Linked DNA regions of Homo sapiens: region 2 is linked to region 1. The links are chromatin loops, found by intact Hi-C in ENCODE. Cell type or tissue: CD4-positive, alpha-beta T cell. All regions are shown on one strand.

What was found. A loop is a pair of places that touch in the nucleus more often than their neighbours do. Peaks named below come from ENCODE experiments on the same cell type or tissue, not always from the same donor. Only the 100,000 strongest peaks of a DNase experiment are listed, where the experiment ranks them.
Region 2: it touches region 1 in a loop (24-fold over the local background); 12 of 110 quality-filtered maps call a loop at or near these places.

The regions. Positions count from the first base shown.
Region 1 is chr12:63,538,579-63,546,578 of GRCh38, forward strand. It overlaps LOC105369797 (a long non-coding RNA gene), which reads right to left. Exons shown (of 4, transcript XR_945017.2): 4 at 6,897-7,042. Among named protein-coding and RNA genes, the nearest start is that of DPY19L2, 130 kb to the right of the region's middle. In CD4-positive, alpha-beta T cell, no CTCF peak of the experiment used is centred here; no DNase peak of the experiment used is centred here.
Region 2 is chr12:63,733,704-63,741,703 of GRCh38, forward strand. No RefSeq gene overlaps it. Among named protein-coding and RNA genes, the nearest start is that of RXYLT1, 42 kb to the right of the region's middle. In CD4-positive, alpha-beta T cell, no CTCF peak of the experiment used is centred here; no DNase peak of the experiment used is centred here.

The DNA.
Region 1 (8,000 bases):
TCTGTTACTAGAAAATGAATTCTTCATCAGAGTAATATGCATAAACTTGCCTAAGCCATACAAGTATTGATAAAACCTAAAACTAAGAGCCACATGTTTGGAGCTTGCTGTTTTATTTTAATCGATAAAGCTTCTTCATTTTAAAAGATGATTTCCATTAAGAGAGTCTCTCAGAAGCTTCCTGGATTTGTTATGAGTTGTAAGGGCCAATGAGAAAAACATTCGAGTCAGTATTTCCAGGAATCACAAAACTGTTCACACAGTGATGTAAGGAATTTGACAAGTGAATGTACAGCATGTGCCGTGTTATTTTTATTTTTAGAGCATGTTGCGGAGTTGTTAAACCCTCAAATATGCATCAGACATATTCCCAAGCACTCATTTGCTGGGAATAAATTCATAGATTTAACTCATCTGTGCTGTTTTAAGGATCCAGGATATATTCTAAAGAACAAGAGAATGAATATTAAATACAAAATAGAAATTTCCCTAGGAATTATTTTTTTCATGTACTATTCCTCATGTATATTTCATCCACAATTTGCTAAGTAAACTGCTCATTGTTCAAGCCAGTAAAGATAATAGTCTTCATCAGAGGTCTCCTCTAGAGTCAGACACACCTAGATTCAAATCCCAAGTCCATCTATTTCTATATGTGTTCTTGGATAATGTTCTCCACTTTCCTGGTCCATAAAATAGGAAGTTACTTTTTTCTCTAGGGGATACGCATGTACACATTATGTGTGTGTGTGTGTGTGTGTGTGTGTGTGTGTGTGTGTGTAATTTCTTTGGGTGTTGTATTAGTCAGAATTCTCCAGAGAAACAGAACCAACAGGGTGGATGGATGAAAGAATAAATAGATGGATGGACAGATGAATGGATGGATGGATGGACGGATGGACAGACAGACAGATAGATAATCGGTAATTTGCTCATGCAATTTTGGGTCTAAGACCCAAGGTCTGCAGTCAGGAAGCTGGAGACCCAGCAAAGCCAATGTATAGTTCCAGCCTGAGTCCCAAGTCCTGAGCACCAGGAGAGCCAGGTTCTCTCCAGGAGAGCCAAGGTTCAGTGTGAAAGCAGCAGGCTTGAGACCCAAGAAGAGCCAATGTTTCAGTCTGAGTCTAAAGGCCAGAAAAGACCAATGTCCTAGCTCAAAGCAGTCAGGGAGGAGTAGTTCCCTCATATTTGAGGAAGAGTCAGCCTTTTTGTGCTACTCAAGCCTTAACTGATTGGATGAGGCCTATCCACATTAAGAAGAGCAATCTGCTTTGCTCAGTCTACCAAGCTAAATGTTAATTTCATCCAAAAACACAGACACCCAAAATGTTTCACCAAACGTCTGGATACCCCATGGCTCAGTCAAGTTGACAACAAACCTACTTTCAAATATTAGCTATAATCTATCTCTATCAAAAAATTATCTAAGAAGTATAAATGCCCAAAAGGTTTGTGTCAGTTTGCAAGACAATAGTGTACTACTCTATGTATTTATTTATTTATTTTTGAGAAGGAGTCTCACTCTGTTGCTCAGGCTGGAGTACAGTGGCACGACCTTGGCTCACTGCAACCTCTGCCTCTCAGGTTCAAGCGATTCTCCTGCTCTCGAACTCCTGACCTCAAATGATCTGCCCACCTCGGCCTCCCAAAGTGCTGAGGTTACAGGCATGAGCCACCGCAACCAGCCATACTTATTTTCAAACACAGCATCTTTTCCCAGCCTTCTTTACCCATATGCAGTTTCAGTAGTATGTAACATATCCTCTATTTATTCAGCATTATTTCATTGTTCTGGATGAGAAGAGAATTAGGAAACTTCTGGAAAGTTAGCTGCTCTATTAATTGTTTACAGATTCCATAATGATAACTTATGGCACTTATGGGCACTGGCGCTCAGATAATTAGACATTTTAACAACATTTTACTTTCCATGACTCCAGAAGATTTTGCATTAGTCTAGACTCTTCTGGGAAAGGTATTATCGTAGAAATAATAGCCAATGCAACTTCAACAGCTTTTTTAAAAAACTAAGAGTGAAATATTCATCTCTGTTGTCACCAAATCCAAGAAAGTCACAGATCAGATATACTATCCAGCAGCCTGCTTCAATTTCTCTTTATAATACTGAATATATTTCTTTCTTGAACAGAAATCAAAGTGGTAATATACCTTTCACTCTAGTGTAGTTGTGGATTCAAAGGAAACCCAATTTATAGACTACAGACTGACTTTACATTTTAAAAGGCAGTAAAGGAATAATCTGTAATTTCCACTGCATTCAGAAGAAATGGAAATCAGAAATTCAAAACATTTAAACATCAAACTAATGATTGTCTTAGAAAAATCACTCCAAGAAAATCTGACTTTCTTGCTTTTCTTCTGGCAGATCATATCGTGATGTTATTTACGGGAATATTCTTCATAATTCATGAAAGATAATTTTTCTATACATTTAACACTTCTGCTGCTTTTACTTTCCTGCTGTTGAAGGATCAATAATAAAGTCTGCGTAGGCCCACTGGAGACATGAATAATAACCCAAAATCCTCTTAAAAATCTAGACACAGTCACAGCATCATCACTTTCTATTGAATAGGAATTTATTCTTATGAAGGCTTCTGACAAGCATTTTCACCCTTTGTACCTAAGATTTCATTTGATCCATATGATTTAAGCAGATAAAATAGATGAGTAAAATGCCTACATTTTCTCTAAAGACAGGGTCAACTGCTCAGAATTGCTTTTTTCCTCTTACAATTCTATCATACTCACTTTAGTGTCACCATGGAAAAGTCAATTCGAAAAATATGTTATTATATCTTTCAGTACAGTTCTCTGTGTTTCAGAAAAGAATGGTGTACACACCATGGCACAAGTGAGAGGATGAGTTTCTTGCTATAGCTCCCCTCCTGTCCTCACATATATCTTCACAGGAATGGGGTGGGTGGGGAGGGAGGTTAAATTTTAAAATTCTAAGGTTCTCAATAGTTTTCTTTGAAACAGGTAATTTGGCCAGGTGCAGTGGCTCATGCCTGTAATCCCAGAACTTTGGGAGGCTGAGGTGGGTGGATCACCTGAGGTCAGGAGCTCCAGACCAACCTGGCCAATATGGTGAAACCCCGTCTCTACTAAAAATACAAAAATTAGCTGGATGTTGTGGCAGGCGCTACTTAGGAGGCTTGAGGCGGGAGAATCACTTGAACCCAGGTGGCAGAGGTTGCAGTGAGCTGAGATCACACCATTGCACTCCAGCCTGGGCGATAAGAGCAAAACTCCGTCTCAAAAAAATAGAAATAAATACAAACATACATACATAAATCAGGTAATTTTCTTCAAATCTGCTTAGAAATTAAGAAGAAAAGTCAGAAAATTGCATCTCAAAGATTGCTTTATTCCTTCATCTGCCTCTATTAACCAAGGAAAATTTGAAAGATAGGGAGAGGGAGAGAAAGTGATACAGGAGCTAGAAAGAAATTATTAAGGCAGATAGTGAGGGAAAGAGAGTCCTTGGCAAGGTTTCTCTTTTAATGCAAAAGCAACCCCCAAATCATTTCTTTTCTGACAAAGAGCAGCCTGAAAAATCAAGCTGCAAGCATAGAAAAGCAAGCTAGAAGCTCGCACGGGTGAATGCTGGCAGCTGTGCCAACAGGAAAAGGCTACAATGGAAGCCAGGCATGTTCAACATGGAGGCTCCATCTTCCCTTTTGTCAACCACGTGTACAGTAAAGAGGCAGGCAACATGGCATTAGCCAGGTAGGGAACCCATTTGTATAATAAAAGATTAGGGTGGGGCGGCCAGTTTCTTCGTGTGCTATGCAAACAGCACACCTGGTCCTACCAATATCTCAGGCCCTATGTAAAGCAGACACCGCATCCTCAAGCTCGTCTATAAAACCCCGTGCATTTCACCACAAAACTGGAAGACCCACTCGGAAACCCATCTCTCTCTGCAGGAGACAGAGCTTTTCTCTTTTCTCTTTCACCTATTAAGCCTCTACTCTTAAACTCACTCCTTGTGTTTGTCGGCATCCTCGATTTCCTTGGCATTAGACAATGAACCTCAAGTTTTATCCCACACAAACGATGCCATTTCAAAAGGACAAAGGTTCTTTTCTTCAGGGTCATGGCACAAAAGATAGAGCCCCACTACCACCCCTCCTCACTTACACCCTAAGAGTCTCTCCCAGGTGCTCACAGGCAGAGAACAGGTAGGAGCAGTGCCCACTCAGACCCCAAAGTGGAGGGGTCACAGAAGCTGCCCCACTTGGGGCAGTTCGCTGACTGCTTTCATCCCCGCTGTGGCTGCAGCTGGACTCCATTCCAGCCCCAAGGGAATGTTTTGCTTCAGAGACTTGTCATCTGCATTCCCTTGCCTGAAATACTCTTTCCTCAGATTCCTCAGCCTCCAAGTCTTTGCTTAAATATCACAATCTTGTTGATTTAGGCCTCCTCTGAGCCCCCTATTTCAAAATGTCAGTCCCTTACCGTATTTCCTCCTTGTCTCTCTTTCCTACTTTATTTTTCACCATAGCACTTACCGTCATCTGCCCCGGATGTCTTCCAGCCCCAGCCCCATATTCACTTGCCACCGTCTCAGCCCTGCCACGTGTACCAGGAGGCCGACCGGATGCTCTCCATCAACAAGCTCTGCTGTCCTTCCGCTTCCTGTCGGGTTTGACCAATAAAAGGTAGCAGAACGAGATCCAAGGAGGGAAGAGAAAGAGGTTGGGAATTTATTCTCCCAGCTCCACTCCTGCCAAGTCCCAGTGTGTTAGCTGCCTCCCTTTTTTTTTTTTTTTTTTTTTTTTTTTTTTTTTTTTTTGAGATGGAGCCTTGCTCTGTCGCCCAGGCTGGAGGCAGTGGCGTGATCTCGGCTCACTGCAACCTCTGCCTTCCGGGTTCAAGTGATTCTCCTACCTCAGCCTCCTGAGTAGCTGGGACTACAGGCGCGTGCCACCATGCCCAGCTAATTATTTTTGTGCCTTTTTTTTTTTTTTTTTTTTTTCTAGCAGAGACAGGGTTTCACTATGTTGGCCAGGCTGGTCTTGAACTCCTGACCTCAGGTGGTCCATCTGCCTTGGACTCCCAAAGTTCTAGGATTACAGGTGTAAGCCACCATGGCCAGCTGGTTGCCTCCCTTTTGTGAGGACCACACTCCCTATCAAGCAGCTCTCTCCCTTCAGCTCCCTTCTCTGAGTAACTTCTCCCTCTCCTTACTTGCAGGTGTGAAGAGCTTCTCCCTGTTACTAGCTCCAGGGCATAGCATATCCCTTGTGCTTTAAGCACTGTTTTATTAATTACTAACCTTTATTAAGCTCTTTATTAACTACATTAAGTTAATTAGACTCTTCTCACCATTTTGACAATGACCTTTACTTTCCAAACATCATGTGGCATCTTACGTATTTTACTTAATTACTTGTTTTTCTCCCTCTGCTAAAACATAGGCTTCATGAAGTCAAGATTTGTCCCTTTTGCATACTACTGTATTCCCAGCACCTACGAGAGAACAGGGAACATAGTAGGAGATGAGAAAGAAGCACTGGATAAATAACTGAATCATGAGTGAACATATGACTTAGGAAGGGACATAGAAAGTCTAACTCCCCATCTTCTCTGTATGCTGGATCTCTGCCTTTTCAGATGGTGTCTTCTGTTTCTTTCCTTCCTCTGTTTTGTTACTTTTAACTTTTGATTTTTGTAGGTACATAGGTGTACATATTTATGGGGTACATGAGATATTTTGACACAGGCATGCAATGTGTAATAATCACATCAGGGAAATGGAGTACCCATCCCCTGAAGCATTTATCCTTTGTGTTACAATCCAGTTTTACTCTTTTATTTTTAAATGTACAATAAATTATTATTGACTATAGTCACCCTGTTGTGCTATCGAATGCTAGATCTTCTTCATTCTAATAATATTTTGTACCCTTTTTCAAAATTTTGGTTAGTGTGGATAACAAATATTTCTCTGGGCATTATTTCAGCTCCCAATTTATACTTAACATTTTTACATAACATCATCTGGCAACATTTTAGAGAATTCACATATATAAACCCATGTAATTATAATCTGGCATCACTTCCTACTTCAAAATGTTCATAAATAGCATTGCTGAGGCAGAGGTAGAATCATTTTAAAACAAAACAAAAAAAAGAGCAGTCCAAAAGCAAGTGAAAGATCACCACCAAACCTAACTTCACGGACAACAGCAAGCAAACCTGAATTGTAGGTTCCAGTACTCTATTTAGAAATATTAGCTAGAATATAAACCTCACGAGAGAAGGCTTTGTCTGTTTTGTCTGCTGATGTAGTCCAAGCACTAAGAGCAATATCCAGTATATATTTGGTACTCAATAAGTGTTGAATTCATGAATGAATGAACTAATGTCACCCTGAAATAAGGTACTATTTTGAAGTGACAATAGATTAGATAATTGTTTCCAACTCCTTGCTCCCTGTTTGATTTTGGGGTTTTCTTTTCCTTTGGTTTGGTTTTTGTTTGAGACAGAGTCTCAGTCTGTCATCTAGGCTGAAGTGCAGTGGCACAATCTCGGCTCACTGCAACCTCTGCCTCCCAGGCTCAAGCCATTCTCGTGCCTCAGCCTCCCGAGTAGCGAGATTATAGGTGTGTACCACCACACCCAGCTAATTTTTGTATTTTTAGTAGAGATGGGGTTTCACCATGTTGACCAGGCTGGTTTTGAACTCCTGACCTCAAGTGATCCACCTGCCTCGGCCTCCCAATGTGCTGGGATTACAGGTGTGAGCCACCACGCCCAGCCCCCCTTTGTAATAGAATATCCCACCCCCACCCTTTGTCGTGTAAGGTGGTCATTATGAAAGGAGTATTTCTCCTCACCTCCTTGATTTTGGGGGTTGGCCAACAGGATATGAGCAGAAGTAGCAATGTGCTGATTCTGCACAAAAGCTTTAAGCACAATTGCTTGATTCATCACAGCTTGCTGTTCCCATCTTCTGCCATGATAGAACAGCATGTGCAGTGAGAGGTGGCTCTTTCGACCAAGTCCCAAACTAAGAAGAGAAGACACATAGAGCCAGCCCTCAGTCATCTGCAGCCTGAAGCCACATGTATTGTGAAAATAAATACATTTAGCTTGTTTTTCTGCAGCGTTACCACAGCAAAAACTGACTCAATTACTGGTACCTAGAAGTGAGGTGTTGATGGAACAAAAACCATGTAGGTAGGGGAGGGGGCAAGGAAAGTGTTACAGGAAACAGAAAAATGGCAACTCATTATGTCATGACAAAACATTTGGTAAAATGATCACATATATCATTTTCTTGCCTGAGGTAACCTTTTGTGGTAAGGCTGTCAGGCTATTGCTGCCATTTTTATACGAGTGTGCCCTTTGTGACATCATTTTTAGGGCAACTTGATTTTCTGTCTCTGGAAGTACTATTTCATGAGTATATGCAAAATAGTGATACTATAGTATGTGATTTAGGAACTAGTCTCTCATTTGCATTGGAAGTAGAGATATGATAATCTTCCATCCCATGAAGGCATTTTTAATCCTCACAAAATTCATTGTTGTACCGTATCCTAGAACCAATTCAGTGTAACAGTTAGTTCCATGGATTTGAAGGTACTGAATATATAACTGTCTCTTTAAATTCTCTTTCAGGGTATGTAGTGAATTTTGAGACATTTACTTTTGATTTCTGCCACATGGTAATGTTTCAGAATATCACACTGAGGAACTTGTTAGAACAGTAATATTAGTAAATATAAGATCATAATGGCCTCATATGCCAGCTTTGTCATGCAGTCTCTTATGGAATTTTCAACATTTTGTCTGCTTCCTTGATTTTCTATCTTCAGCATAAGCTTATTTGAAGATAGAGAAGCTGGCAAGTCACAATTATTTTCCTCTGCATGTGATGGGATTTTCTTAATCTAATTTTGTCATGAAATATGATACTGTATGAAGGATTTGTTTCAGTCATTTTCTACAAGAAGTTTGTATTT
Region 2 (8,000 bases), 200 kb after region 1:
CCTGGATTTGTTATGAGTTGTAAGGGCCAATGAGAAAAACATTCGAGTCAGTATTTCCAGGAATCACAAAACTGTTCACACAGTGATGTAAGGAATTTGACAAGTGAATGTACAGCATGTGCAGTGTTATTTTTATTTTTAGAGCATGTTGCGGAGTTGTTAAACCCTCAAATATGCATCAGACATATTCCCAAGCACTCATTTGCTGGGAATAAATTCATAGATTTAACTCATCTGTGCTGTTTTAAGGATCCAGGATATATTCTAAAGAACAAGAGAATGAATATTAAATACAAAATAGAAATTTCCCTAGGAATTATTTTTTTCATGTACTATTCCTCATGTATATTTCATCCACAATTTGCTAAGTAAACTGCTCATTGTTCAAACCAGTAAAGATAATAGTCTTCTTCAGAGGTCTCCTCTGGAGTCAGACACACCTAGATTCAAATCCCAAGTCCATCTATTTCTATAAGTGTTCTTGGATAATGTTCTCAACTTTCCTGATCCATAAAATAGGAAGTTACTTTTTCTCTAGGGGATACGCATGTACACATTATATATATGTGTGTGTGTGTGTGTGTGTGTGTGTGTGTGTGTGTAATTTCTTTGGGTGTTGTATTAGTCAGAATTCTCCAGAGAAACAGAACCAACAGGGTGGATGGATGAAAGAATAAATAGATGGATGGACAGACGAATGGATCGATGGATGGACGGACTGACAGACAGACAGATAATCGGTAATTTGCTCATGCAATTTCGGAGTCTAAGACCCAAGGTCTGCAGTCAGGAAGCTGGAGACCCAGCAAAGCCAATGTATAGTTCCAGCCTGAGTCCCAAGTCCTGAGCACCAGGAGAGCCAGGTTCTCTCCAGGAGAGCCAAGGTTCAGTGTGAAAGCAGCAGGCTTGAGACCCAAGAAGAGCCAATGTTTCAGTCTGAGTCTAAAGGCCAGAAAAGACCAATGTCCTAGCTCAAAGCAGTCAGGGAGTAGTTCCCTCATATTTGAGGAAGAGTCAGCCTTTTTGTTCTACTCAAGCCTTAACTGATTGGATGAGGCCTATCCACATTAAGAAGGGCAATCTGCTTTACTCAGTCTACCAAGCTAAATGTTAATTTCATCCAAAAACACAGACACCCAAAATGTTTGACCAAACATCCGGACACCCCATGGCCCAGTCAAGTTGACAACAAACATACTTTCAAATATTAGCTATAATCTATAGCTATCAAAAAATTATCTAAGAAGTATAAATGCCCAAAAGGTTTGTGTCAGTTTGCAAGACAATAGTGTATTACTCTATGTATTTACTTATTTCTTTTTGAGAAGGAGTCTCACTCTGTTGCTCAGGCTGGAGTGCAGTGGCACGACTTTGGCTCACTGCAACCTCTGCCTCCCAGGTTCAAGCGATTCTCCTGCCCCAGCCTCCCCAGTAGCTAGGATTACAGGCGTGCCCCACCACACCCGGCTAATTTTTGTATTTTTAGTAGAGACGGGGTTTCACCCTGTTGGCCAGGCCGGTCTCAAACTCCTGACCTCAAATGATCTGCCCACCTCGGCCTCCCAAAGTGCTGAGGTTACAGGCATGAGCCACTGCAACCAGCCATACTTATTTTTAAACACAGAATCCTTTCCCAGCCTTCCTTACCCATATGCAGTTTCAGTAGTATGTAACATATCCTCTATTTACTCAGCATTATTTCATCGTTCTGGATGAGAAGAGAATTAGGAAACTTCTGGAAAGTTAGCTGCTCTATTAATTGTTTACAGATTCCATAATGACAACTTATGGCACTTATGAGCACTGGCGCTCAGATAATCAGACATTTTAACAACATTTTACTTTTCATGACTCCAGAAGATTTTGCATTAGTCTAGACTCTTCTGGGAAAGAAGAGAATAAAATTAATAGCCAATGCAACTTCAACAGCTTTTTTAAAAAACTAAGAGTGAAATATTCATCTCTGTTGTCACCAAATCCAAGAAAGTCACAAATCAGATATACTATCCAGCAGCCTGCTTCAATTTCTCTTTATAATACTGAATATATTTCTTTCTTGAACAGAAATCAAAGTGGTAATATACCTTTCACTCTAGTGTAGTTGTGGATTCAAAGGAAACCCAATTTATAGACTACAGACTGACTTTACATTTTAAAAGGCGGTAAAGGAATAATCTGTAATTTCTACTGCATTCTAAAGAAATGGAAATCAGAAATTCAAAACATTTAAACATCAAACTAATGATTGTTTTAGAAAAATCACTCCAAGAAAATCTGACTTTCTCGCTTTTCTCCTGGCAGATCATATCGTAATGTTATTCATGGGAATATTCTTCATAATTCATGAAAGATAATTTTTCTATACATTTAACACTTCTGCTGCTTTTATTTTCCTGCTGTTGAAGGATCAATAATAAAGTCTGTGTAGGCCCAATGGAGACATGAATAATAACCCAAAATCCTCTTAAAAATCTAGACACAGTCACAGCATCGTTACTTTCTATTGAATAGTAATTTATTCTTATGAAGGCTTCTGACAAGCATTTTCACCCTTTGTACCTAAGATTTTATTTGATCCATATGATTTAAGCAGATAAAATAGATGAGTAAAATGCCTACATTTTCTCTAAAGACAGGGTCAACTGCTCAGAATTGCTTTTTTCCTCTTACAATTCTATCATACTCACTTTAGTGTCACCATGGAAAAGTCAATTCGAAAAATATGTTATTATATCTTTCAGTACAGTTCTCTGTGTTTCAGAAAAGAATGGTGTACACACCATGGCACAAGTGAGAGGATGAGTTTCTTGCTATAGCTCCCCTCCTGTCCTCACATATATCTTCACAGGAATGGGGTGGGTGGGGGGGGAGGTTAAATTTTAAAATTCTAAGGTTCTCAATAGTTTTCTCTGAAACAGGTAATTTGGCCAGGTGCAGTGGCTCATGCCTGTAATCCCAGAACTTTGGGAGGCTGAGGTGGGTGGATCACCTGAGGTCAGGAGCTGCAGACCAACCTGGCCAATATGGTGAAACCCTGTCTCTACTAAAAATACAAAAATTAGCTGGATGTTGTGGCAGGCGCTACTTAGGAGGCTTGAGGCGGGAGAATCACTTGAACCCAGGTGGCAGAGGTTGCAGTGAGCCGAGATCACACCATTGCACTCCAGCCTGGGCGATAAGAGCAAAACTCCATCTCAAAAAAATAGAAATAAATACAAACATACATACATAAATCAGGTAATTTTCTTCAAATCTGCTTAGAAATTAAGAAGAAAAGTCAGAAACATTGCATCTCTAAAAGATTGCTTTATTCCTTCATCTGCCTCTATTAACCAAGGAAAATTTGAAAGATAGGGAGAGGGAGAGAAAGTGATACAGGAGCTAGAAAGAAATTATTAAGGCAGATAGTGAGGGAAAGAGAGTCCTTGGCAAGGTTTCTCTTTTAATGCAAAAGCAACCCCCAAATCATTTCTTTTCTAACAAAGAGCAGCCTGAAAAATCAAGCTGCAAGCATAGAAAAGCAAGCTAGAAGCTCGCACGGGTGAATGCTGGCAGCTGTGCCAACAGGAAAAGGCTACAATGGGAGCCAGGCATGTTCAACATGGAGGCTGCATCTTCCCTTTTGTCAACCACGTGTACAGTAAAGAAGCAGGCAACATGGCATTAGCCAGGTAGGGAACCCATTTGTATAATAAAAGATTAGGGTGGGGCGGCCAGTTTCTTCGTGTGCTATGCAAACAGCACACCTGGTCCGACCAATATCTCAGGCCCTATGTAAAGCAGACACCGCATCCTCAAGCTCGTCTATAAAACCCCGTGCATTTCACCACAAAACTGGAAGACCCACTCGGAAACCCATCTCTCTCTGCAGGAGACAGAGCTTTTCTCTTTTCTCTTTCTTTCACCTATTAAGCCTCTTCTCTTAAACTCACTCCTTGTGTTTGTCAGCGTCTTCGATTTCCTTGGCATTAGACAATGAACCTCAAGTTTTATCCCACACAAACGATGCCATTTCAAAAGGACAAAGGTTCTTTTCTTCAGGGTCATGGCACAAGAGATAGAGCCCCACTACCACCCCTCCTCACTTACACCCTAAGAGTCTCTCCCAGGTGCTCACAAGGCAGAGAACAGGTAGGAGCGGTGCCCACTCAGACCCCAAAGTGGAGAGGTCACAGAAGCTGCTCCACTTGGGGCAGTTCGCTGACTGCTTTCATCCCCGCTGTGGCTGCAGCTGGACTCCATTCCAGCCCCAAGGGAATGTTTTGCTTCAGAGACTTCTCATCTGCATTCCCTTGCCTGAAATACTCTTTCCTCAGATTCCTCAGCCTCCAAGTCTTTGCTTAAATATCACAATCTTGTTGATTTAGGCCTCCTCTGAGCCCCCTATTTCAAAATGTCAGTCCCTTACCGTATTTCCTCCTTGTCTCTCTTTCCTACTTTATTTTTCACCATAGCACTTACCGTCATCTGCCCCGGATGTCTTCCAGCCCCAGCCCCATATTCACTTGCCACCGTCTCAGCCCTGCCACGTGTACCAGGAGGCTGACCGGATGCTCTCCATCAACAAGCTCTGCTGTCCTTCCGCTTCCTGTCGGGTTTGACCAATAAAAGGCAGCAGAACGAGATCCAAGGAGGGAAGAGAAAGAGGTTGGGAATTTATTCTCCCAGCTCCGCTCCTGCCAAGTCCCGGTGTGTTAGCTGCCTCCCTCTTTTTTTTTTTTTTTTTTTTTTTTGAGATGGAGCCTTGCTCTGTCGCCCAGGCTGGAGGCGGTGGCGTGATCTCGGCTCACTGCAACCTCTGCCTTCCGGGTTCAAGTGATTCTCCTACCTCAGCCTCCTGAGTAGCTGGGACTACAGGCGCGTGCCACCATGCCCAGCTAATTATTTTTGTGCCTTTTTTTTTTTTTTTTTAGCAGAGACGGGGTTTCACCATGCTGGCCAGGCTGGTCTTGAACTCCTGACCTCAGGTGATCCATCTGCCTTGGACTCCCAAAGTTCTAGGATTACAGGTGTAAGCCACCATGGCCAGCTGGTTGCCTCCCTTTTGTGAGGACCACACTCCCTATCAAGCAGCTCTCTCCCTTCAGCTCCCTTCTCTGAGTAACTTCTCCCTCTCCTTACTTTCAGGTGTTAAGAGCTCCTCCCTGTTACTAGCTCCAGGGCATAGCATATCCCTTGTGCTTTAAGCACTGTTTTATTAATTACTAACCTTTATTAAGCTCTTTATTAACTACATTAAGTTAATTAGACTCTTCTCACCATTTTGACAATGACCTTTACTTTCCAAACTGCTGCATCATCTGGCATCTTACGTATTTTACTTAATTACTTGTTTTCTCCCTCCGCTAAAACATAGGCTTCATGAAGTCAAGATTTGTCCCTTTTGCATACTACTGTATTCCCAGCACCTACGAGAGAACAGGGAACATAGTAGGAGATGCGAAAGAAGCACTGGATAAATAACTGAATCATGAGTGAACGTATGACTTAGGAAGGGACATAGAAAGTCTAACTCCCCATCTTCTCTGTATGCTGGATCTCTGCCTTTTCAGATGGTGTCTTCTGTTTCTTTCCTTCCTCTGTTTTGTTACTCTTTTAATTTTTAATTTTTGTAGGTACATAGGTGTACATATTTATGGGGTACATGAGATATTTTGACACAGGCATGCAATGTGTAATAATCACATCAGGGAAATGGAGTACTCATCCCCTGAAGCATTTATCCTTTGTGTTACAATCCAGTTTTACTCTTTTATTTTTAAATGTACAATAAATTATTATTGACTATAGTCACCCTGTTGTGCTATCGAATGCTAGATCTTCTTCATTCTAATAATATTTTGTACGCTTTTTCAAAATTTTGGTTAGTGTGGATAACAAATATTTCTCTGGGCATTATTTCAGCTCCCAATTTATACTTAACATTTTTACATAACATCATCTGGCAACATTTTAGAGAATTCACATATATAAACCCATGTAATTATAATCTGGCATCACTTCCTACTTCAAAATGTTCATAAATAGCATTGCTGAGGCAGAGGTAGAATCATTTTAAAACAAAACAAAAAAAAGAGCAGTCCAACAGCAAGTGAAAGATCACCACCAAACCTAACTTCATGGACAATAGCAAGCAAACCTGAAGTGTAGGTTCCAATATTCTATTTAGAAATATCAGCTAGAATATAAACCTCATGAGAGAAGGCTTTGTCTGTTTTGTCTGCTGATGTAGTCCAAGCACTAAGAGCAATATCCAGTATATATTTGGTACTCAATAAGTGTTGAATTCATGAATGAATGAACTAATGTCACCCTGAAATAAGGAACTATTTTGAAGTGACAATAGATTAGATAATTGTTTCCAACTCCTTGCTCCCTGTTTGATTTTGGGGTTTTCTTTTCCTTTGGTTTGGTTTTTGTTTGAGACAGAGTCACACTCTGTCATCTAGGCTGAAGTGCAGTGGCACAATCTCAGCTCACTGCAAACTCTGCCTCCCAGGCTCAACCGATTCTCGTGCCTCAGCCTCCAGAGTAGCGAGATTATAGGTGTGTACCACCACGCCCAGCTAATTTCTGTATTTTTAGTAGAGATGGGGTTTCACCATGTTGACCAGGCTGGTTTTGAACTCCTGACCTCAAGTGATCCACCTGCCTCGGCCTCCCAATGTGCTGGGATTACAGGTGTGAGCCACCACGCCCAGCCCCTCTTTGTAATAGAATATCCCACCCCCGCCCTTTGTCGTGTAAGGTGGTCACTATGAAAGGAGTATTTCTCTTCACCTCCTTGATTTTGGGGGTTGGCCATGTGATATTATGACACACGTTGGCCAACAGGATGTGAGCAGAAGTAGCAATGTGCCAATTCTGCACAAAAACTTTAAGCACAATTGCTTGATTCATCACAGCTTGCTGTTCCCATCTTCTGCCATGATAGAACAGCATGTGCAGTGAGAGGTGGCTCTTTCGACCAAGTCCCAAACTAAGAAGAGAAGACACATAGAGCCAGCCCTCAGTCATCTGCAGCCTGAAGCCACATGTATTGTGAAAATAAATACATTTAGCTTGTTTTTCTGCAGCGTTACCACAGCAAAAACTGACTCAATTACTGGTACCTAGAAGTGAGGTGTTGATGGAACAAAAACCATGTAGGTAGGGGAGGGGGCAAGGAAAGTGTTACAGGAAACAGAAAAATGGCAACTCATTATGTCATGACAAAACATTTGGTAAAATGATCACATATATCATTTTCTTGCCTGAGGTAACCTTTTGTGGTAAGGCTGTCAGGCTATTGCAGCCATTTTTATACGAGTGAGCCCTTCGTGATGTCATTTTTAGGGCAACTTGATTTTCTGTCTCTGGAAGTACTATTTCATGAGTATATGCAAAATAGTGATACTATAGTATGTGATTTAGGAACTAGTCTCTCATTTGCATTGGAAGTAGAGATATGATAATCTTCCATCCCATGAAGGCATTTTTAATCCTCACAAAATTCATTGTTGTACCATATCCTAGAACCAATTCAGTGTAACAGGTATTTCCATGGATTTGAAGATACTGAATATATAATTGTCTCTTTAAATTCTCTTTCAGGGTATGTAGTGAATTTTGAGACATTTACTTTTGATTTCTGCCAGATGGTAATGTTTCAGAATATCGCACTGAGGAGCTTGTTAGAACAGTAATATTAGTAAATATAAGATCACAACGGCCTCATATGCCAGCTTTGTCGTGCAGTCTCTTATGGAATTTTCAACATTTTGTCTGCTTCCTTGATTTTCTATCTTCAGCATAAGCTTATTTGAAGATAGAGAAGCTAGCAAGTCACAGTTATTTTCCTCTGCATGTGATGGGATTTTCTTAATCTAATTTTGTCATGAAATATGATACTGTATGAAGGATTTGTTTCAGTCATTTTCCACAAGAAGTTTGTATTTCTGACTCATAACTTTGCTCTCTATGCTTTCTCAATCATCATCCTTGGTAATCTTGTGAGATTT